Linked DNA regions of Homo sapiens: region 1 is linked to region 2. Evidence: read pairs that join two places in POLR2A ChIA-PET (ENCODE). Cell type or tissue: Panc1. All regions are shown on one strand. Links, peaks and the distances in the headings refer to the core of each region. The heading gives the core; the rest is flanking DNA. Region 1 overlaps SH3PXD2A (SH3 and PX domains 2A). Region 2 overlaps NEURL1 (neuralized E3 ubiquitin protein ligase 1).

Region 1 (11,515 bases), core at 2,098-10,097, 110 kb after region 2:
GGTTAAGGAACACACAGTGGGCAAAACCCGCCTAAATCAGAAGAGTAACTTGGCCAAGGGTTGGTCCCCACTCAGTCCCCAGGGGGTGCGGATGGCCGTTTACACCAGCTGGACAGCAGCTGGCCTGAGTACGTATCTATCATGGGAGTCTCAGGGTATATATCGCCAGGGGACTACTCTGATGAGGCTTTCTAATAATACTCAGGACTCACGGAAGACTTGTCTGAGCTATCAAAATTCTCACATTACTATTACTATCATCATCATCATCATCATCATCATCATCATCATCATCATCATTACTCTGAGATAGGGTCTTGCTTTGGGACCCAGGCTAGAGTGCAGTGGAGTAATCAGAGCTCACTGCAGCCTCCATCTCCTGGGCTCAAGTGATCCTCCCACTTCAGCCTCCCCAGTAGCTGGGACTACAGGCACACACCACCACACCTGGTTAATTTTTTTTTTTTTTTTTGGTAGAGATGGGCTCTCTCAGGATCTGGAAGAATTTGCTAAAAAAAAAAAAAAAAAAAAAAAAAAAGCTCTCCCCCTCCCCCTCCCCTTCCCTCTCCCTCTCCCCACGGTCTCCCTCTCCCTCTCTTTCCACGGTCTCCCTCGGATGCCGAGCCGAAGCTGGACTGTACTGCTGCCATCTCTGCTCACTGCAACCTCCCTGCCTGATTCTCCTGCCTCAGCCTGCCGAGTGCCTGCGATTGCAGGCGCGCGCCGCCATGCCTGACTGGTTTTCGTGTTTTTTTGGTGGAGACGGGGTTTCGCTGTGTTGGCCGGGCTGGTCTCCAGCTCCTAACCGCGAGTGATCCGCCAGCCTCGGCCTCCCGAGGTGCCGGGATTGCAGACGGAGTCTCGTTCACTCAGTGCTCAATGGTGCCCAGGCTGGAGTGCAGCGGCGTGATCTCGGCTCCCTACAACCTCCACCTCCCAGCCGCCTGCCTTGGCCTCCCAAAGTGCGGAGAGTGCAGCCTCTGCCCGGCCGCCACCCCGTCTGGGAAGTGAGGAGCGTCTCTGCCTGGCCGCCCATCGTCTGGGATGTGAGGAGCCCCTCTGCCTGGCTGCTCAGTCTGGAAAGTGAGGAGCGTCTCTGCCCGGCCGCCATCCCATCTAGGAAGTGAGGAGCGCCTCTTCCCGGCCGCCATCCCATCTAGGAAGTGAGGAGCGTCTCTGCCCAGCCGCCCATCGTCTGAGATGTGGGGAGTGCCTCTGCCCTGCCGCCCCGTCTGGGATGTGAGGAGCGCCTCTCCCCGGCCGCGACCCCGTCTGGGAGGTGAGGAGCCTCTCTGCCCAGCCGCCCCGTCTGGGAAGTGAGGAGACTCTCCGCCTGGCAACCGCCCCGTCTGAGAAGTGAGGAGCCCCTCCGCCCGGCAGCCGCCCCGTCTGAGAAGTGAGGAGCCCCTCCGACCGGCAGCTGCCCCGTCTGGGAAGTGAGGAGCGTCTCCGCCCAGCAGCCACCCCGTCCGGGAGGGAGGTGGGGGTCAGCCCCCGCCAGGCCAGCCGCCCTGTCCGGGAGGTGAGGGGCGCCTCTGCCCAGCCGCCCCTACTGGGAGGTGAGGAGCCCCTCTGCCCGGCCAGCCGCCCCGTCCGGGAGGGAGGTGGGGGGGTCAGCCCCCTGCCCGGCCAGCCGCCCCGTCCGGGAGGTGAGGGGCGCCTCTGCCCGGCCGCCCCTACTGGGCAGTGAGGAGCCCCTCTGCCCGGCCACCACCCCGTCTGGGAGGTGTACCCAACAGCTCATTGAGAACGGGCCATGATGACAATGGCGGTTTTGTGGAATAGAAAGGGGGGAAAGGTGGGGAAAAGATTGAGAAATCGGATGGTTGCCGCGTCTGTGTAGAAAGAAGTAGACATGGGAGACTTTTCATTTTGTTCTGTACTAAGAAAAATTCTTCTGCCTTGGGATCCTGTTGATCTGTGACCTTACCCCCAACCCTGTGCTCTCTGAAACATGTGCTGTGTCCACTCAGGGTTAAATGGATTGAGGTCGGTGCAAGATGTGCTTTGTTAAACAGATGCTTGAAGGCAGCATGCTCGTTAAGAGTCATCACCACTCCCTAATCTCAAGTACCCAGGGACACAAACACTGCGGAAGGCCTCGGGGTCCTCTGCCTAGAAAAACCAGAGACCTTTGTTCACTTGTTTGTCTGCTGACCTTCCCTCCACTATTGTCCTATGACCCTGCCAAATCCCCCTCTGCGAGAAACACCCAAGAATGATCAATTTAAAAAAAAAAAAAAAAAAAAGAACACAGGACAGAGGCAGACCCACCAGCAGGGAGAACACCACGTGAAGCCTGGAGTCAGGCTTCCGGAGTCCCGGAAGCCGGGAGAGAGGCGGGGAACAGGTCCTCCTCCCACGCCTTCCCAGGGAACGAGGCCCTGTCGGCACCCTGATCTCCTCGCCCCTAGAACTGGGAGACAACACGTTTCTGCTGTTAAGCCACCCAGTGTGTGGTACTTTGTTACAGCAGCCCCCAAAAATAAAGACACCATTCCATGTCAAGAAAAAAAAAAAAAAAAAAAAGAAAAATTGTGTTGGGATTTAAATTAGAATTTCATCGAATTTACAGATTAGGGATAAAATTGAATAATACCGAGTCTTCTCATCCATAAATGTACCTTATTTCCATTCTGCCAGGCCTTCAATTCATTTTTGTGATTTTTCTTCATCAAAATATTGCACATTTTAATTAAATTATTCTATTCTTTAAAAAAAAAAAAAAAAGAGAAAAAAACTAGAGACAGGGTTTTGCCTGGTCTCAAACTCCTGGGCTCAAGCAATCCTCCTGCCTCAGCCTCCCAAAGTGCTGGAATTACAGGCATAAGCCACTGTGCCCAGCACAAAATGCTCATTATTAATGCAGTAATTTCTAATCTTACATCTCTGGAGGTCTAGTTTTCAGATGCCTCAATAGCTGAATCTCAAAATGAAAATTAAAAAGCAGAGAAATCTCCTGTAATCGTAGTGCTTTGGGAAGCCCAGGTGGGAGGACTGCTTGAGGCCAGGAGTTTGAGATCAGCCTGGGCAAATAGTGAGACCCCATTTCTACCACACACACATACACACACACACACAAAAATTAGGTGGACATGGTGTTATGCACCTGTGGTCCCAGCTACTTGGGAGTCTGAGGCAGGAAAATAGCGTGAGCCCAGGAGTTCGAGGCTGCAGTGAGCTATGAACAGACCACTGCACTCCAGCCCAACTGACAGAGTGAGACTCTGTCTCTGAAAAAAAAAAAAAAAAAGAAAGAAAGAAAAAGCAGAGAAATCATTCTAACAAAGCACTTGCACACTGCCCTGTGGGAGAGGAAGGAAAGCCACTGTCCTGGAGTCTAGGGGTGAGGGCTGCAGGTGGGACTTCTGACAGCACAGGCAAGGCAATGGAGCACAGTGGTCTCTAGTCTGGGGTGTGTGTGTAAGAAGGCAGTGCGGTTGAGTGAGCAAAGTCTTTGGCTGGTCATCATGACAAGGCCAGATAGGCAGGCAAGCACTAAATAAACTCGCAATATTCTGTGGGCAGGGTAGAACTCATTGGAGATCCTCAATGCTTTTCAGAAACTGGCACAGCAGCATCTAAGCATGACATTCAAGGACATTTAGAAGCTGGCTTTGGCCCATGGTTTGTGAGCCTCACCCATTCATTTAACAACTGTTTGTTGTGTGTCTACTGGGTGCCAGACACTGGTCTAAGGCACCGAGCGCCCAGTAGGAAACCAAATGGACAACCCCCTGCCCTTGTGGATTGTATATTTTTGCTTCAATGGTCTTGTCTCTACTCAGCTAAAATGGACTTTGTACCCCGCTATTTATGTCCTCCCTCATGCAAAGGGGTTCAAATAAAGCAATTGGGAAAAAAAGGTGGGAGGGATGAGGGGACGGGAAGAAGCTTGGTGTAGCAGGAAGACCTGGAAAGACCTCAACCTTGGGGCTGGACTCCAATCATAGCAATTTACCAGCTGTGTGGCCCTGGGCAAAGCCCTTGACGTCTCTGAACTTCAGTTCTCTCATCTGTAAAATGGAACTAATACCAGCATCCTGAAGAGGATCCCTGAGATAACATACATCACTTTGGGCCCAGCGAGGGGCATAGGGAGAGCTCAATAAATAGAAGCTGGAACTCAGCACTCCTTCTGAACTTCTCTTCTTCCCAGCCTTCCTCATCCTTCAAGGCTCTGCATGTCCTAACCCCACCAGTTGAAACTGAGCTGAGGCAGAGTGAGTGAGGGGTGGGAGGAAGCTGGTTTTGAGGGATTGAGTGAGAATCTGCCACCTTTCCTGGCCCCAGGGCCTGGCTGTGCAGCCGTGCATGTGAGCAGACACAGCCCAGGCTCAGCCCAGGCCACATCTCTGGCCAGGTGGGATGCAGCTGGGCCTAACTGGAAACAGCAGCCCTGCCTCAGCAATCCCCACATTTGGTAAGTGTGGAAGGAATTACCCCATTCTTGCCAAAATCAAGTCTGCCTGAAAATAATTAGCCGTGGCTAGGAGAGATGGTTGAGAGGGAGAATTCAGTGTTTGGGTGTGTAAAACTCAGGAGGAAAAAGAGAAACTCCACTGGGGTCCATGGCCAAGGCAAGGAAGGTCTCATCTCCAGGGATGAAATCTTTAAAAACCATATTTTTATGGAGGGCCTACTCTTCCATAGACTGGTGCCATCTCCCTTAGCCAGGGCTGATGTCACTGACCACAGTAACTCTTGTTGCTAAGCCCAGATGTGACTTCAGAATCCTCCTTAACCCAGTGCACCAGGTAGTATTACCAAGCAGGCAAGAGCTGACATAGGAAATGGAAACCTGTTTGCTAGCCCCCCACATAAATCATCTCATTTCATCCTTACAACAGCCCTAAGAGATGGCTAGTACTGTCCCGTCTGATAAATAAGGGCACTGAAGCTTGTAGAGGGCAACTGGCTTACCTACAGTCTCTCCGCCTCTAAGTGTCAGAAGTGGAATCCGAATCCATGCCTGGCACTTGAAGACACACTCTTTCCACTACATCCCACTGCGCTTACTAACAGTTCTTTGTTCCAAGGCTCTCAGCCTGCCACCAGCATCGCAGGCACCCCAAGCCCTGGCCCCTGATGCGTATCTACCTGCCCGAGGGTCTGGACACCAGGAAACCCCACCCACATGAACCAGGGACCCTGGCAGTGTTAACCTCTTAAAGCTGGGGCGTGAGCCACTCCTTGCAACTCACACTCCTCCCTGGAAGACGTTCACTGATCTGCCCTCTGCCCTCCCAGACTCTGCCATCCACCACCTCCACTGGGCATTCCTGACCAGGGAAAGCTGAAAGGCTTCCAGGCTAGCATGGACAGGAGCCCCATTTCCAGCCTCTGGCAATGCCCTGGCTGGACACTTTTGCCGGGCAGTCTAAATGTTTATGTCTGCCAATGCAGTGGCTGGGATGGATTTATTTAGCTTTGGAGTGCAGTGTGTTTCCGATTATAAACTGTCCAGCCAGGCCTCCAGGAAGGCTGGGATCTGCAGGCTTCCCTCCCTGCCCCTAGCCCCACAAAACTAGAAGCCCCAGCAGGGCTCTGGAAAACCCCTGGATCAAGAGGCTCTGCCGCAAGATAGCCAATTGATCGGGTGGCTATAGCGCATTCACAGAAAAGGAAGGAAAGGGGAGAAGAAATTCAGTACACATACCAGGCTGGATTCTCTGCGTGGTGGAGGTCTTGTCCGTAGGTTCGGGGAGCCTAGAGGAAGAGACATGGCTTCAGAAATCCTAGTCAGACGATGGGCAACAGTACCCATACCTGCCTTCCCTAGGTGAAACTAACTCCTGATCCTTCAAGTTCATGCTTTAGCTCAGCCTTTATGAAGGACTTGACACTCTAAGTCACTATGGGCACTGTGGTTGGGCTTTTTCAAGGGGAAACTATAGACCTTTACCTTGGCTGTGCTTCCAGGGGATCTATGAACACTCTAAAATTATGTGCACTTTTCAAAATGTGCAGCTATGTGGGCATTTTTCAGGGTAACGGGTGTATAGATTTATCAGGTTTTCAAAGTTAGGAGCAGAGACCATGTCTGTTTTTTGCTTACTATTAAATCCATAGAAGCTAGCATAATGCCAGGCAAGAGGAGGTGCCCAATAACTGTTTCCCAGCTGGTTCCCTAAAAGATTTCAGGCACGAGAGCTAACTTAACCCAGTGGAGCTAAACTAAAGAAACAGCTTTCCTCCAGATTTTAAGAATGGCTGGACACAAACAAAAGCTAGGTTCCTATAACATGGAAGTTTTAAGCCTCAACAAAAGGCATTATTGGGCCAGAGATGGAGGGTGCCAGACTGCCTGGAGTCTCCTGTAGAAATGAAGATGATTCTTGAAGAACGCCCTGTTGAAACTGCCTGTGTAGAGTGGTAAAGCCTTAGCTCCCAAGTCTCTTAGGTTTCCAGTAACGAGTGGAAAGTCATAGGGAAGGAGCTGCTAAGGCCCAGAAAGACGTTTCTCTACAGACTGTCACTCCATAGGGCAGCCCTGCATATAGCACCCACATTCAACAGCCCAGGGAAATGTGTTTTTTTGATTTTTTAAAAGTCAGCTACACATCATCTATCTTGATTTATAAAGCCTTTACCATAAGGAAAAGAAAACATTTCTTGCTCTTGGAACGCGTGTATCTGCAGAGTGACCATTGCTGGCTCTCCACTAGAGGAGGGAACGCTACCACCCACATCCTCATGTGATCTAGCTTCCGTGGAGCAGCTGGGAGCAGTTGAGTCATCATACTCCTCTGCCTTCTCCACTCCTGTGATGAGCATGACACAAGTTGACAGAGTGAGGGTCAAAGGCCAGTCTGTAGCCCAGGAGGAAAACGCCATGGGGGTCCTGTGCACCCCCCTGGCTTTCACGGCACCCATGCCCATTCTCTAAGGAGCTTTGCAGTGAGGACCTAGAGGTCAGCGAGGCTCTTACTGATCTGGGCCCGCTGAGGGGCAATCCTGGCCACAGCTGGAGAGCCCTGGGCCAGCCTGGAGACAGTCCTGTCAGGAACGCCCACGGCACTGCCATTGGAGGCATTGCAGAGGATGGGCAGGCTGATCTCCTTCTTGGCAATGGGGGCCTCATGGCCCTCGCCTTCGGCTGGTGGAGTTTCCTTGTCCCCAGACGCCTTCTTGTTCAGCAGGTTGCTGATCTCCATGATGTTCCCAATGATCTCCACTGGGCCGGCCAGGTTCTTCTTCCGGGTTGGCAGGTCATCCTTGGCCTTCTTCAGGTAGGATGCTGGCGCCCAGCCCTCTTTGCCCAGGTATCTGTGGGGAGGAGCAGGATGTGCTATCATTAGAGCACTCTGACCTCACAGCCCACTCCCAGGCCCTAGGATCCATCTGGCCTTGCCCAGTGGAGCCTTCCCTACCATGTTCTGCAAGGCTTGGCAATCCCACTACTCTGGAGAGAAATGGCACCGAGGGTAGATGGAAAAGACACCCAGAACACCAATTCCCACTGCCCCCCCACCATGCTCCTTTTTCTTTGCCTGATCCCTCTTGGGGTGGGCTCTCATGTTCTGCAAAGTCAGGCAAATGTGGGAGCTTGGGATCAGATTTATCAACTTTTGGGTTGCCCAAAGGAGGACTTCATAATGGCCTGCTACTTCCCAGTCAGTTGAGGATAATTAGAGAGATAAGAAGAAGGTGTGGATGTGGTATGTAGAGGTAAATGGCCTGTAGGAAGGGGAGGTATTATTAGAGAGGGAATTGACTCCAGAAGGTGAGAGTCAGGCAGTCTGAGTTCTAGTCTGTGGTACCTTGCACAAGTCCCTTCCCTGGAGCTCAGTTTGTGTCTCTTTTGCAAGATGCAGGGATAGAGTCGCTGCTAAAAATGTACCCAGAAGGACAGACATGTTGAGATCAACTAAGCTGTCTCCAACATCTTAGCTGGAATGGCTCCTCCATGCCAGATGACTGAATGGGACAGCTGTGGTGCCACTGCAGGGAGAGTAGGTGGATCCTCTATAGACTGTCACAGACCAAGTTCACAAACCAGGCTAAATTTACTGTAGTGGAACAAAGATGCATTATTCAATAAGTGATTTGGGGCTGGGCGAGGTGGCTTACACCTGTCATTACAGCACTTTGGGAAGCTGAGGCAGGAGGATCGTTTAAGGCCAGCCTGGGCTACATAGCAAGATCTCATCTCTACCAAAAAAAAATTTTTTTTTTTTTTAATTAGCTGGGTGTGATGGTGCATACCTGTAGTCCCAGGTGCTTGGGAGGCTGAGGTGGGAGGATTGCTTGAGCCCAGAAGTTTGAAGCTGCAGTGAGCTATGATCATACCACTGCACTCCACTCTGGGAGACAGAGTGAGACCCTGCCTCCAAAAATGTAAAAAGTGATTTGGGGAAAACTGATGACCCAGTTAGGAAAAACAAGTAAGACAGACACTGGCTTTATACCATATAGCAGAATTAACAAATAGAAGATTGACATAATGTTGGGGGTTGAGAAAATCTAAGTGGGGCTCCAAAAGCAGAAACCATAAGTGAAAAGACAAAAGCACATGACTAGATAAAACTAAAACCAAAGCAAAACAAAAACAAAACAAAACAAAAGGAAACAAAACCAAAAGCTCATAAACAAAGGCAAAAGGCAAATGATAGGGCTGACTTAATTTCTGGTGATTCGATGACTTCTGAAAACAAGCTTTTCCTTTTTTCCTCGTGGTGTTGAGTTTTCACCCAAACCCATGGGGACTTCACTTCCTGGTCCAGTAGTCGCTGGCCAGTGCCCCCAAGTCTGGGTTGCAATGTCCCCATCTGCTCCCTGGACACATCTGGCTCTTTGGAATGGCTCCTCCACACCAGATGTCTGAACACCTCCCCCCCCGCCCCGCCCACCGTCTTCCTGATCTGACCTTGTTCTTGGGCGCTCATTAGGTGGGAGAAAAGGAATATGAAAGCTGAAGTTCCTATCAACATGTCTGAGCTTTGCGAGAAAGCTCAGGTAGGAGGTGGCTCCTTACGTTCTGTCACAGAAACATGCAGGCAGGCTGAGCCAAGCTCGCCTCCCCAGGGATTGGGAGGCAGAGGTGAGTTAACACGTGGGTGGGAGTCAGGGGCCTGTCTTTGGCTCCCTGATGCAATGGGTGCAAACAGAAGCACAGAATTTTAAGGGTGGATGGAAGCAACGAGTAAAAATACCTAATCTTATGTGAGCCAACAACTACGGCTCAGAAAAGCAAGGGGGTCACACAGTGAGCGCTTAGCAGCATCTGGCCCAGAGCCTGGTGCTCTTGCATCTCAGAGAAAAGACAAAGATGAGCCCACTGGCCCTCACTGACGATTTTTCTACATGGACACTGTAGAGCTATGGGGAGAGGGGGCTCATGGAGGTGACGGTCAGGCCTGCTTAGGGCCCCGAGTGCTGTATTTGTGTTCCTTCAGCACTACATGGGTAAAATTAAGATTCCAGGAGGAGAAACGCAAGGGAATCAGGAGTGCCTGTGTGTGTCTGGGTCCAGCTCTGCTCACATCTGCTTTCCAGCAATGGAGAATGAAATGACTCCAGCGGGAAGCAAGCTGGAAAGGGCGCGATGGAGAGTGCGAGGGTGTGTGTGTGTGTGTGTGTGTGTGTGTGTGTGTGTGTGTGTGTGTGTAGGGGTTGGGGGAGGAGAAGAAAGACAGGAAATGAGGATCAACGTAGAGCCTGGAATGTTGGGAAATGGCATATTTAAGGGGGTGTCTGGCAGCCTTTTTAAGGTGGAATCTTTTCAGCCGGGTTTTCTCAGTCCAAGCTCCTGCTGGCTGTAAGACTAGGCCATGGGGATAGGAGCGGACTAGAAGCAGCTCAGAGTGACTTTGTTGGTCATTTTAGAAAACAAAAAAATAATAATAAAGCAGCCTTGTAGATAAGCTCCAGGCAAGTGAGCTAGGCCACCAGCCTGCCAGAATGTTTCCTGGCTTTCCCATGTTCAACTCATGGCTGGTGGGTGATTGGGTTGACTCTAGTTTCCATTGCTCAGAGAACATAAAAGTCTAGGGGCACTGGCTTTGGACAATACACATCCAGATGCACAGTCCCATCCCACCCAATGGGACAGAAAGGGACATCTCAGCCCTCCTGACTGATATGCACCAGGGCTCCGGGGTGGGGCGGGGTGGGGGCGGGGTAGGGGCGGGGGGTGTGGTGCGTGCCATGGAGCCATGTTCCATCAGGTCAGACTAAGGTGCAATCTCCATATGGCCAGTGACCTCAGCATGGACTAGCCTTTAATGCCATCATGTTGTACCATGTTCTGAGCAACTGTCCCACGAGTACTCACATCCCCTGGGGCACATTGGTGCCACTGCACAATCCTGTCCCCTCTGTCGGAGACCACCTAGAATGCATGTCCTGCCCACAGTGGATCTGGGGTCCCCAGAGCCCAAGGATATAGGACTATCCCTGTCAGCTGGGTAACTGGCAGAGAAGAGAGAAGGTGGGCAAAGTCATCACAGCTGAGCCAGTTCCAAGGACACCAAAAGCACTTACTGAGATCAAGTCTCCTGGAGCATTTCTTGAGAGCAGGGGTCCTGGAAGGGTAGGTCTTGGCCAGGTAATGGTGAGTGAAACCCACGGGATTGTTTGCCTCCAGCAGGTCAGGAAAGACCCCACTTCCCTACCCATACCATTCAATAGGATTCTACGCTGGGAACTGTGATTAGGCCTGGGAGAGGGAGGGGCAAGAGAAGGAAGAAGCCTCCGATGGCCTGAGCCGAGGCCTGACTTCTGCTCCAGCCCTTGCAGCCAGCCCTGCAGATTGGACAGCCAGTCCCCATCCACCAGGGACGTGGCTGCAAGAGGCCTGCACCTGCACCCGCCCCCGCCCCCAGCCCACCTCCCTGAGTACTGAGCCTGGGCAGCAGAGGTTGCCTGCTGGGACCTCAGCAAGGCCTGCGGACGCCAGTGCTCCAGGCAGCCCTAGCTGTGGAGCACACCAGGCAGCCAAGGCCGGACACACAAAACCAAATTCAGATGTGCTGAGCTCTCTTGGCAGATACGTGGGAAGGGATTGCACCACAGCCTGCAAGCTGACCCGGGGCCTCTGTGCCCCGCTGGCTGTGGCTCAAGCTCTGCTTTACGCGTCCCGGGAGAAAACTTGCAAGATGAGCATTCTCTGGTTGAGCTATTCAGCTGTGCAGAGGTGCAGCAGCCCAGCCCTGTGCCGTGGGCACAAAGCTGTCAGTATCTACCTGCCATCAGGTGGCCATGGCCACTTTGCACTCTGCCCAGGGCCCAGGTGGGCGAGAGGCATCTCGTTCATAATGTAAGGGTTCCCTACCTGATATACCACCAGCCTTCCAGATTCTTCCGGATCACCTCCACTGTGACGCCCTTCTCAAAGCCAATCTCGTCCTTGCTTTGGCTGGTGTAAGGCTGCACGGTGACATACTTCTCCTCTGGGGGTGGGAGCAAGCAAGCAAGATTATTTGAGGTCGGGGTGCAGGTCCTGCTTCCTGTCCCCTCCTCCTGCCCTGGCCTGGCTTTTGCTCAACTGCTTGCCAAGAAGGTCCACTGGGTT
Region 2 (11,515 bases), core at 1,846-9,845:
GATACAATATTTGTCCTTTTGTGTCAAGCGTCTTTTACTTAGCATAATCTTTTCAAGTTTCATCCATGTTGTAGCGTGCACCTTTTTTCCTTTTGTGGTTGAATAATATTCTATTGTAAGAGTATGCCACATTTCACTTATCCATTCATCAGTTGGTGGACTTTAGGATGTTTCTACCTTTTGGTTTTCATGAATAATGCTGCTATGAACATCTGTGTCTAAGTCTTTGTTTGAACACCTGTTTTCGGTTCTTCTGGGTATACACCTAAGAGTACACCTCCCATCTTTCAAAAGGTGGTGCTTCTTGAATTGGATACTTCACAAAGTCACTGGTTGTGACAGTTGTAGGAAGGCCGTCCCCCTCCAGCTCTGGCTGGGTGTGACGCCAGCGAGACACCTGTTGTTTTCAGTCTCTTTTCTATGATGGCTGAGGCTGCTGGGGGGCTGAAGGAGAAGCTGCAAAGGTTGACTAAGGGTCTTGATTCTTGTGGTGGGCCAGAGTGTCTGTAGACCCTGAATTTCCTCACTACTCTCTGGGGATGAGAGCAGGGGCAGGGGAAGGCTCATCCTTGGACAAGGTCTTAGCTATTTTTCTTTCTCTCCCTCCCTCCCTCCTTCCCTCCCTTCCTTCCTTCCTTCTCTTCTTCCCTCCTTCCTTCCTTCCTTCTTTCCTTCCCTTCCTTCCTCCTTCCCTTCCTTCTTTTCTTTTCTTTTCTTTTCTTTCAGCTGGAGTGCAGTGGTGGATCTTGGCTCATTGAAGCCTCAACCTCCTGGGCTCAAGTGATCCTCCTGCCTCAGCCTCCCAAGTAGCTGGGACCACAGGCCCACGCCACCACTCCTGGCTTATTTCTGTAGGTTTTTTTTTAAGAGATGGCATCTTGCCATGTTGCCCAGGATGGTCTGGAACTCCTGGACTCAAGCAGACCTCCTGCCTTGGCCTCCCAAAATGCTGGGGCCACTGTGCTCAGCCTCTAGCCATTTTTCTGCATTCACATTCTCGCTGCTACTTCCCCTATCTGAGTCCTCATCCCAGATATTGCCACAGCTGCCATCCTAATTGGCTTCTCTGCCTCCGGTCCCTCCTTCGATGCTGCCGGAGTGATTCTCCCAAAGTACTATCTTCATCATACCCTTCCCCGCTTCAGTCACCATAATGGGATATTCAAGGTCTCCATTCTTTGGTCAACCCACAGATCTTCCCTCAGCTCTTGTCTGGGCTCCTTCCTTGGTTGTCATGACGCTTGCAGATTAGGTGAGCTCATCCAGCTCTCCACCCCCGGGAATGCAGCAGACGGATCTAGGGGGTGCCTGGTGGCCTCCTCAGAGTGACTGGCTGCGTCAGCCCCGTGTTGAACCCAGAGCACCCATCCTGCATGCCCTGTTGGTTTTCAGTTCGGTTTTACCTTTGAACCCTGTTATGTTAATTATCATAATAATATTTACAATAGCTACCATGCACTGGGTGGTTACTTTGTACCAAGTTCTTATATGTGGATTATTTCCATTAATACCCTCCCAACAACCTACAGAAGGAGGTAGCATTGTCACTGTTTTACAGATGGGGGAAAAGGGGCTAAGAGAGGTTAAGTAACTTATCCCAGTCCACACAGTTAGAAACTGATGGGGCTGGGATTCAAAGCCAGGGCTCTCAGACTTTAGAGTTTATTATTGTGATCGCTGTATTATCCTGCCCCTGTAGCATTTAGCCTTGGGTGGGCTCTGTCTTTCATTGTGGGAGAGAGATGGGGGAGTAATTTTTGCGTCTCTGGACAGAGCCCCAGGGCCGGGAAAGGGCACACAATGGGGTTCTTGATGCTTTCTCCCTTGGCTAACCAGAAGATCAGGAGGGCTGTGCTAGTCTGGAATTCCCAGCCTCCTCCCCCTTACGCTTTCTTCGGGGTTTTAGACACTTTGGAGGAAACTTGTGGTTCTTTGGGGCCAGTGTTTCTCAGAGTGAGGTTTTTCTACTGCCTGCATCAGCATTAGCTGGAAGCATGTATACCATGCAGGTTCCCAGCCCCCAGCTCAGACCCGCTGACTCAGAATATATTGGGGATGGGACCCTCAAACCTGCGTGTTTAACAGGGTCCTCAAGATCTGAGAACTGTTGTGACTCTGGGGCCTCAGAACAGTCCTACTCTTGCATGCTTGGAGGAGGTGGGACCAGGCTCCTCAGAGGAGGAGAGCCCAGAGTTGGATGGGGGAGATTTGGAGGGGAGCTAGAAAGGTGTCTTGGTGAGTGGGCTGGCAGCAAAGGCACAGAGGCAGAGAAACACAGGATGTGTTCAGGGATGGTGAGCAGTCCTCTTGCCTGGATGTGGGGTCCCCAGTGGGGAGGTTAACAGGTCAATCTTTGAAGGTAGGCTAGGGTCATATCTTGGAGGGCCTATGATATTAGGACGAGGAGGTTAGATTTTATCCTGTAGGCATTGGGAGCCATGGACAGCTTTTGAGCAAGATGCATGTAGTGATTTTATTTCAACAGCACCAACAGTGGTGGAAGGCAGGCTGGGGAGAGGAGGAGATGAGGCATCTTGAGCTGCTGAGAGGTTCACAGAGGCTGTCAGCCTTCTGTCCTAGGCCACGCTGAAAGGGCTGGGCGTGACAGCCAAGCTGACCTGCTCATCTGGAGTTCCCATGGGCAAGTCTGAAAGCATTTCCAACCCACAGCTATGGGCAGCAGGACCACTGCTCATAGGCAGGAAAAAAAAACAACAAAAACCAGCAATGAAAGGATTTTTAAGAAGCCCAAGTTCTGATGCTAGGTGTATTCATGTAAATAAATTCATTTAATCTCCCCATAAAGGAGAGGTAGGTATTATTCCCACTTTATTTATTATTATTATTATTATTATTATTATTTTGAGACGGAGTTTCCCTCTTGTCACCCAGGCTGGAGTGCAATGGCGTGATCTCAGCTCACTGCAACCTCTGCCTCCCGGGTTCAAGTGATTCTCCTGCCCCAGCCTCCTGAGTAGCTGGGACTACAGGCGCCTGCCACCAAAGTCCAGCTAATTTTTGTATTGTTAGTAGAGACAGAGTTTTGCCATGTTGGCCAGGCTGGTCTCGAACACCTGACCTCAGGAGGTCTGCCCGTCTCGGCCTCCCAAAGTGCTGGGATTATAGGCGTGAGCCACCACACCCGGCCATTATTTATTTATTGTAGAGACAGAGTCTCTGTATGTTACCCAGGCTAGATTCAAACTCCCGGGCTCAAGCGATCCTCCTGCTTCAGCCTCCTGAGTAACTGGGACTGCAGGCGCACACCACTGTGCCAGGCTCTTATTATTCCCATTTTATACACGAGACAGCTGAGATTAATGGATGTGAAGAGTGCTGCCCAGAAACACTGAGCTAGGAAAGAGCAGGGCTGGGATCTCTACTCAGGACACCAAAGCTGATCAGCGAGGAAACTGATCTTGGGGGGAATTTCTCCATATTAGGACTCTTTTCCTGGGCCCTCTGGGATGGTGTCTTAGTCGGCTTGTTCTGCCATAACAAAATACTACAGACTGGATGGCTTAAACAATGGAAATGCATTTTCTCAGAGTCCTGGAGGCTGGAAGTCTGAGATCAAGGTGCCAGCACTGTCAGGTTCCATTGAGGGCCCTCTTCCTGGCTTTCAGGTGGCTCCTTCTTGCTGTGGCCTCACATGGCCTGTCCTTGGTGTGTGCATATGGAGCGAGAACGATCTTTCTCTCTTCCTCTTATTATAAAGCCGCTAATCCTATCAGATCAGGACCTCACCCCTCTGACCTCATTTAACTTAATTACCTCCTAAAGACCCTATCTCCAAATATAGTCATATTGGGCATTAGGGTTTCAATATATGAATATTGAGGGGGCGGGTAAAATTCAGTCCATAGCAGATGGCATGTGCTCACTTCCAAGGTGTGCACAGTGAGGCACAGGCATTGGTTCTAAATCACAGAGCCCAAGATGGAGGCAGGACGAGCAAAAGCAGTAAGAAAAGGAGGAAGAGTGAGGATAGGAAGGAGGGTGGGAGCTGGGCACTGCCCAGGGTGTGCCAGGGCCGCCTGTTTCCTGTTAGTTTGTGCCTGTCTCATTCCTGGACCTGCACACCCAGGGGCTAGAACTGAGGGGCTGCTTCACGCTGAGCCGGTTGCTTTGGCAACCCTGGGCAGGATGCAAGTGGTCTCCTTGGTAACGCCTGGGAAACCTGCCTCAGGGATGGAGGGAAGTGAACTGGCCAGCATCAGGCTCGGTGGCACAGGCAGAACTGGCCCTGGCTGCTGAGACAAGCTGGCCGATAGGAGGGCCAGCTTCCCAAATAGCCTGGGCTGCCTTTTGGCCATTTCCAGCAAGCCAGAGTCCAAAGGCCCTGTGGAGCCTGTGGGTCCCGCCTGGCCAGACCAGAGGCGCTAATGGGCCAGCCCAGGAAGTGGGAGGTGGTGAGGGGCTGGGGAGAGGGAGAATATAGCTTCTGGATGACAGATCCAGCTCCAGAGTTTATTAAAAGATGCTTATCAGGAGTCATCCCCCGGATGGCTTTGGGAAATGAGCAGGTGTTGACACTTGTAGGGGGTAAGAGGGCAGAACTTAGAGAAAAAGAAGGGCTAAGAGAAGAGGAGGAGGAATAAGCAGGAGTCACTGGGAGGCAGGTGGGAGGCCTTGGCTTTTTCTCTGCTCTAGTGACAGTTCCAAGGGGAGGTGGGGCTCTGGCACTGGGCTTGGGAACTGAAGTTCTCTGAGGATGAGAGTTGGGGTTTGTGGGATGCACTGATGGGGACGGTAAGAGGTAGGTGGGAGAGCTCATTTCATTGTTAAACTAAGCATCAGCTGAGGGCCATCAGCCGTGGGCTAGACACCTTCCTGGGCACGCCGATACGGTGAGAAATGCAATAGGTGAGTGCTCACCACTTCCAGCTTACCCTTTAGTGGGAAGGCAGATGGGAACAAAAATGACAAATGCATAAAAATGAATCTGGAGATCACAATTGCTAACATATATGTGCTAGAGCTCATGCTGTGCTCCCCCTGGCTTTTTTTTTTTTTTTTTTTTGAGACAGGGTCTTGTTCTGCTGCCCAGGTTGGAGTGCAGTGGCGTGATCACAGCTCACTGCAGCCTCACCCCCCGGGCTCAATGGATCCTCCCTCCACAGCCTCCTGAGTAGCTAAGACTACAGGTGTGCACCATCATGCCTGGCTAGTATTTTATTTATTTATTTATTTATTTATTTATTTATTTATTTATTTATCTTTTTGGAGACAGAATTTCACTCTGTCGCCCAGGCTGGAGTGCAGTGGCGCCATCTCAGCTCACTGCAACATCTGCCTTCCAGGTTCAAGGTATTCTTCTGCCTCAGCCTCCTGAGTAGCTGGGATTACAGGCACACACCACCACGCCCGGCTAATTTTTGTATTTTTAGAGAGCTGGGGTTTCACCATGTTGGTCAGGCTGGTCTTGAACCCCTGAACTTGTGATCTGCCCTCCTCGGCCTCCCAGAGTGCTGGGATTACAGGCGGGAGCCACTGTGCCTGGCCTGTTGTCATGTTTTCTTAGTCTCCCTCCTCTTGGTTGTGACAATTTCTCACACTTTCCTTGCTTTTGATGACCTTGACAGTTTTGAGGATTACTGGTTACGTATTTGTAGACTGTCTCTCTATTGGGATTTTTGTGGTGTTCTTCTCATGATTAGATTGCGGTTTTAGGTTTTGGAGTGAAAGACCACAGAGGTAAAGTGCCATTTCCCATCATATCAACGGCACATGCTGTCAACATGACTCATTGCTGTTGATGTTGACCTTGAGCGCCTGGCTGAGGGAGTGCTTGTCAGGTCTCTCCATTGTGCAGTTAAAGTTACACTTTCCTCCCTTTCTATTGCATTCTTTGGAAGGAAGTCACTGTGTGCAGCCCACACTTAAGCGGTGGGGGGGTTACGCTCCACAGGGGTGGGTGTTTACGTTCCACCTCCTGGAGGCCAGAGGCCCCGCTATCTTTAACAGTTCTTCTCCACTACTTCTTTAATTTCTTACCCAAACAATTATCTCTGGGTAAAGGCTTTGAAGGAGAAACTAGGGAGCTATAAGGGGGGAACTTGACTTGGTCTTGGGGATCAGGGAAGGTTTCTCTAGGAAGTGACCTGAAAATGAGTAGGGGTTGGCCTCAGTTCCTAGATGGGAAGCTACTAGCACGTTAGGCGAGAACTGTTCATTTCTCATCCTTGGCCTCTGCCGATTAAATGCCACTGGCCGCTCCAAATGCCAATGTGCCATTAAAAAAATAATAGCTCTCCTGTATCTTTTTTTTTTTTTTTTTAAAGAAACAAAGTCTTGCCTTGTTATCCAGGCTCTGGAGTGTGGTGGTTGTGACCTTGGCTTGCTGCAGCCTCAACCTTCTGGGCTCAAGCAATCCTCCCACCTCAGCCTCCTGAGTAGCTGGGTCTACAGGCACACAATACCAAGCCCAGCTAATTTTTTTTTTTTTTTTTTTGGTAGACGGAGTCTTGCTCTGCTGCCCAGGTTGGAGTGCACTGGTGCGATCTCAGCTCACTGCAACCTCCATGTCTGGGTTCAAGCAATTCTCTCTGCCTCAGCCTCCCGAATAGCTGGGATTACAGGCACCTACCACCACACCTGGCTAATTTTTGTATTTTTTAGTAGAAACAAGGTTTTGCCATGTTGGCCAGGCTGGTCTTGAACTCCTGACCTCAGGTGATCTGTCCACCTTGGCCTCCCAAAATGTTGGTATTACAGGCTTCAGCCATTGCTCTCAGCCCTGGCTAATTTTTTAATTTTTGTAGAGACAGGATGTCACTATGTTGCCCAGGCTGGTCTCAAACTCCTGGCCTCAAGTGATCCTCCCACCTTAGCCTCCTAACGTGTTGGGTTTACAGGCATGAGCCACCATGTCCAGCCAGCCAGCTCTTCTGTATCTTAAAAAGCACCCTAGACGGGGCAGTACTACCCCAGTTGAGCTGGGTATGGAGGCCACATGAAGGGTGTTCTTAGGAGAAGGAGCTCAGGACTGGCTCAGAGCTGCTGCCGGGTACAGCAGGGCTGAGCCCTGGCCAGAGTCACCCCAGCCCTCCTGGCCAAGGAACTTTCAGCAGAAAATCATTAAGTAGCTGCTTCCTTGCCTCTCAGAGGTGTCCCACCCGCTTCTCACTCATTCTGTCCGTGGAAGTACATTGCTGATCACAGACTGTGTGGGGACAGGGGAGGAGGAGGAGGAGAGAGGGCCCTTCTTGGGATGGGGGGACAGAAGAGGGAAGTATGTCTGCTGGCTTACCCAGATGGCCTTCTTTAGCCTTGTTGCCCTAGAATGCCATCCTGGCTGCTCCAGCGGTTGGGGTAAGGACGGAAAAGGGAGAACGTTGACAGGCGAGGTTGCTAGGATTAAGATGATGGCAGGTCCACATGCTCTTGGCTTTCACCTTCATCCTTCCCACTTGGCTTGCCCCAGCCCCTGCCTGGTGTCTGCTGAGAGGCTGATGTTCTCCAGGGCATGGGGCAGTCCAGAGTATGTGTGTCCAAGTATGGGTGTCCAGGTGCCCCTGAGAGGGAGGGGAGGAGGCACTCTGGCCCAATCAGGGTAGAATGAGGCTGTAAGGATATTCTAGCTGATTCATTTCATGTATTGGTGCCTGCTCTGAGCTAGGCATGGTGCTGGGTATGGAGAATTGAGAGGTGAGTACTGGGCATGGTCTCTGCCCTGACATACTCAGGGCCCTGCCTTGTCCAATTCAGTCGGTCCTTATTGGCAGGAGGGTCCTCCCTTCTTCCTCCTCCTCCTCCTCCTTCACGTCTGCTGTCTGCTTTTTTTTTTTTTGAGACGGAGTCTCACTCTGTCGCCCAGGCTGGAGTATAGTGGTGCAGTCTTGGCTCACTGCAGCCTCCACCTCCCGGGTTCAAGCGATTCTCATGCCTCAGCCTCCCAAATAGCTGAGACTACAGGTGTGCACCACCACGCCCAGCTAATTTTTGTATTTTTAGTAGAGACAGGGTTTCACCATGTTGGCCAGGCTGGTCTTGAACTCCTGACCTCAAGTGATCTGCCTGCCTCGGCCTCCCAAAGTACGGGGGATTACAGGTGTGTGCCGCTGTGCCCGGCCCACTTCTGCTTTCTTTTCCTTTTCTTGCCCTGCTCTTTCCAGCTAATGTTCCTTTAAACACATTCTTCCCGAAGGGAGAAGGTCTGGCAGGTACCAAGCACAGGCACAAAGTCAGGCCTGTGCTTGGTTCCTGGTGGAAGGGCTGGTGGCCACTGATTCAAACATCAGAACCCAAGTGTATCATGGAGATTGTTTTGCCCTACCTGCTTTCTCATCTCAGGTCCCCTTGGCCCCAGAGTGGGAAAGTGACCTGCCCAAGGTCATACAGCTGGATTGGACCAAGCAGTAACAAGATCCCCAGGCTCTGACCTTGCAGGATGATGCTCTTAGGAGCTGCTGGAAGCTGACTCCAGAGGAACACCTGAGGGGGACAAGTGCTGGCCCTAAATGTGATGCAGATGCTCCTCTGCTTAGAGTGTGACGCCTGAGGGGAGTCACTGAAGAGCCTTAAACAGAAGAGTGACAGGATCACTTAGATGTGCTAGTAGGCTCTTGGGGCAAGAGATGGGGAGGGGTGGAGAGGGGCCAGGCAGGAGTCCACTGCAGTCCTTTATGCAAGGAGAGAGGTGTGGCTTCTGTCAGAGTTGGGCAGGCGAGCAGATTGACTCGGGAGATACTTTAGAAGGTCAACTTGAAGCTCTGGAGGTGGGTCCAGGAGAGGGAGCTGTTGGGGAGCTGCTTGTGCCATCTCTGAATCCTGACATCTGTGGCAGTGGTCAACATGCACCTGGGGGCTCTGTGGAAGGTCAGGGTGTGCACACTTGGGACCTGTGCTCCTGCCGTGGGTGTGAGGTTTTACAGCCAGGAAGAGAGACAGGTGAGCAGGCTGGGCAGGCTCTGAGCTGTGGTTCCATCCCTACCCCTTGGGACACCATCAATCATTAATGTCCTCTCTGCCTGTCACAGGTGGCTCCCAGGAGGGCAGAGGCAGCACCTGCGGTGTGATGTGCACCTGGCTTCTTTTCTGCCAGGGACCTGCAGCCCTGCCCCAGCCAGGCTCTCTCAGGTGGCTCGCCTCCCTGTAGGTTCCAGTTCCCAGCCACACACACACAAGCCCCTGAAAGGTGGCCATAAATCAGCCGGGACAGGCCAAGGTTGCTCTGGCTTTCCCAGAGTGGAGATCAAAGCCCCAGACCCCCACCCTGGGGCTCAGCACTTATTAAATTATAAAACTGTCAAGGGATGGACAAGCAAGAGGGACTGGATGGATGGCCCTGTAGTAAAACAGAATGCGGAAGAGCAGCTGAGAACCAGGCAACAGCTGGGAAAGTGGGGAGAGGAGGAAACGCCTGTTTGTCTCCGCCCCTGGGCTTGGGGACTTCTCACAGGGTCAGGTCCCTCGAATTTGAAAAGCATGTAACCAACCCCTCTCCCCTCCCATGACAGAATTCACAGCACACTTTACAGAGGAGACACTGAGTCCGAATTGCCACAGGACTGTGAAAGTCCGATCTTCCAAATCTCACTCAGATTCTTCCTGGGTCTCTTCATGGGACCTCTTTGAATTAGCATTAGGGTGACATCCATTTGCGACTCTCATCCTCAGGATACAGCTAGGACCTCTTTCTGTCTCTGAGCGCCCTGACTTCTCTTCCAGCCCCGAGGGACAAAGGCAGACCTTGGACTCAATGGAGTGCCAGCCCTGTCTGGGTGGACAGACTTTCTCACCCACCCCTCCGCAAGTCCCATGCAGGAAACCCCCTCTTTGGAGGGCTGAGAGGGCTTAGCCAGTGCCTGAGAGGGGCAGAAGGGGTTTTCCCTTTCTGAGGCTGGCGTTTGCAGATCTGTGGGACTGAGGAGACCAGCCAGACATGCAGACCCTGATGTGGGCCCAGGGGTTGGAGGAAGCGGTTGGGATAGGTCATGAGGGAGCAGAATGCCACTCACATGAAAGTTTCGGCCTCAGAGGGCAGCCCGCCAGGAAACTAGGGCTCTGTGTGCATGAGGGAGTCCTGCCTCCTTCACAGCAAAATGTGAAAGAAGCTGTTTTAGGGATCTTGGGTTTCCTCATCTGATCCCCCAAGTTGAGGTTGTGTTAAAGAAACCAAATACAGGGTCAGGTGCGGTGGCTCATGTCTGTAATCCCAGCACTTTGGGTGGCTTTGGCTTAGCTTCACCTCCTTAGCACGAGGCTGAGGCGGGTGGATCACCTGAGGTCAGGAGTTCGAGACCAGCCCGGCCAACATGGCGAAAGCCCATCTCTATTAAAAATACAAAACAATTAGCTGGGTGTGGTGGCGCACACCTGTTAGTCCCAGCTACTCAGGAGGCTGAGGCAGGAGAATCACTTGAACCCAGGAGGCAGAGGCTGCAGTGAGCCAAGATCGCACCACTGCACTCCAGCAGCCTGGGTGACAGAGCAAGACTCTGTCTCAAAAAAAAAAAAAAAAAAGAGAAAGAAACCAAATACAGTTGTGTGTGGCTTAACAATGGGGACACATTCTGAGAATTGTGTTGTTAGGCGATTTCGTCATAGGGGAACAGCACAGAGTGCACTTACACAAACCTAGATGGTGTAGCCTCCTGCACATCTAGGCTATGTGTTGTGGCCTATTGTTCCTTGGCTACAAACCTATATAGCATTACTGTGCTAGATACCGCAGGCAGTGGTAACACAAGGGTAAGTATTTATGCACCTAACCATAGAAAAGGTAACATAATGCATTGCACGATGATGTTATCATGGCTACGACATCACTGGGTGATAGGAATTTTTCAGCTCCGTCATAATCTTATGGGATCACTGTCTTATATGTGATCTGTCATTGAACGAAATGTCATTGTGCGGCTCATTTCTGTATAAGAAGAGGCCAGATCGGCTTTTGAAGAGAGAGCTCCCTCCCCAAGATTCAGGACTTTTTCTGAAAGTGGAGGTTTTCTGTCTGGTGCTAAGGTTCTCAGTTCCTGAGGCATGAGGTGGTATTTTGGGGTGAAGGTGCTATTTCTGCAGGCAAGATTTTGGGCTGATCTTGAGGCTCCCATTTGGGAGTATGGGTTCCAGGTTGAGGATGAGGGTTCCATTCCTGGAGGGCAGGTTTCCGTTTCAGGGTCCAGGATTTGTGATTGTGTTTCAGTCTTGTGGTCAAGAGTCCATTTTGGAGCTCAGTATTCTGGAATTGGGTTGAGATTCTCTCCCTGGGTGGGGTTTGATGATCAGGGTGGAGGTCTTGTACCCTGGGAGGAAGGGAAGAGCTAGAACCTCCTTCCTCTTCTAGAGGAGACTTCCTGGGGCCATCAGCAGATGAAGGGGCCGGTAGAGCAACCTCTGAGCTGACACCTGGGAGGCCCAGGCTCCAGCCCTGGCCTTGGTGTAAGACTGTTTGTGGGTAAGTCACTTATAAGCTCTAGGTCTCTGGCTGCAAGCTTTGGCCGGACAGTGATGTTGACTCACAAAGCACCATCCATGTTCACTTGAGCTTCCCAAAATGACACTAATGGTG

What was found. Peaks named below come from ENCODE experiments on the same cell type or tissue, not always from the same donor. Only the 100,000 strongest peaks of a DNase experiment are listed, where the experiment ranks them.
Region 1: POLR2A ChIA-PET joins it to region 2 with 14 read pairs; 2 of 35 experiments call an interaction of 5 or more read pairs at or near these places.

What each region holds. Positions count from the first base shown.
Region 1 is chr10:103,605,922-103,617,436 of GRCh38, forward strand. It overlaps SH3PXD2A (SH3 and PX domains 2A), which reads right to left. Exons shown (of 15, transcript NM_001394015.1): 11 at 11,276-11,393; 12 at 6,932-7,269; 13 at 5,660-5,709. Among named protein-coding and RNA genes, the nearest start is that of NEURL1-AS1, 94 kb to the left of the region's middle. RefSeq lists an enhancer at 1,443-2,300. In Panc1, for the core only: no CTCF peak of the experiment used is centred there; no DNase peak of the experiment used is centred there.
Region 2 is chr10:103,498,786-103,510,300 of GRCh38, forward strand. All of the region lies in intron 1 of NEURL1 (neuralized E3 ubiquitin protein ligase 1), which reads left to right. The region is part of intron 2 of NEURL1-AS1 (NEURL1 antisense RNA 1); the gene reads right to left. Among named protein-coding and RNA genes, the nearest start is that of NEURL1, 11 kb to the left of the region's middle. RefSeq lists an enhancer at 5,707-6,001. In Panc1, for the core only: no CTCF peak of the experiment used is centred there; a DNase peak (open chromatin) is centred at 5,727.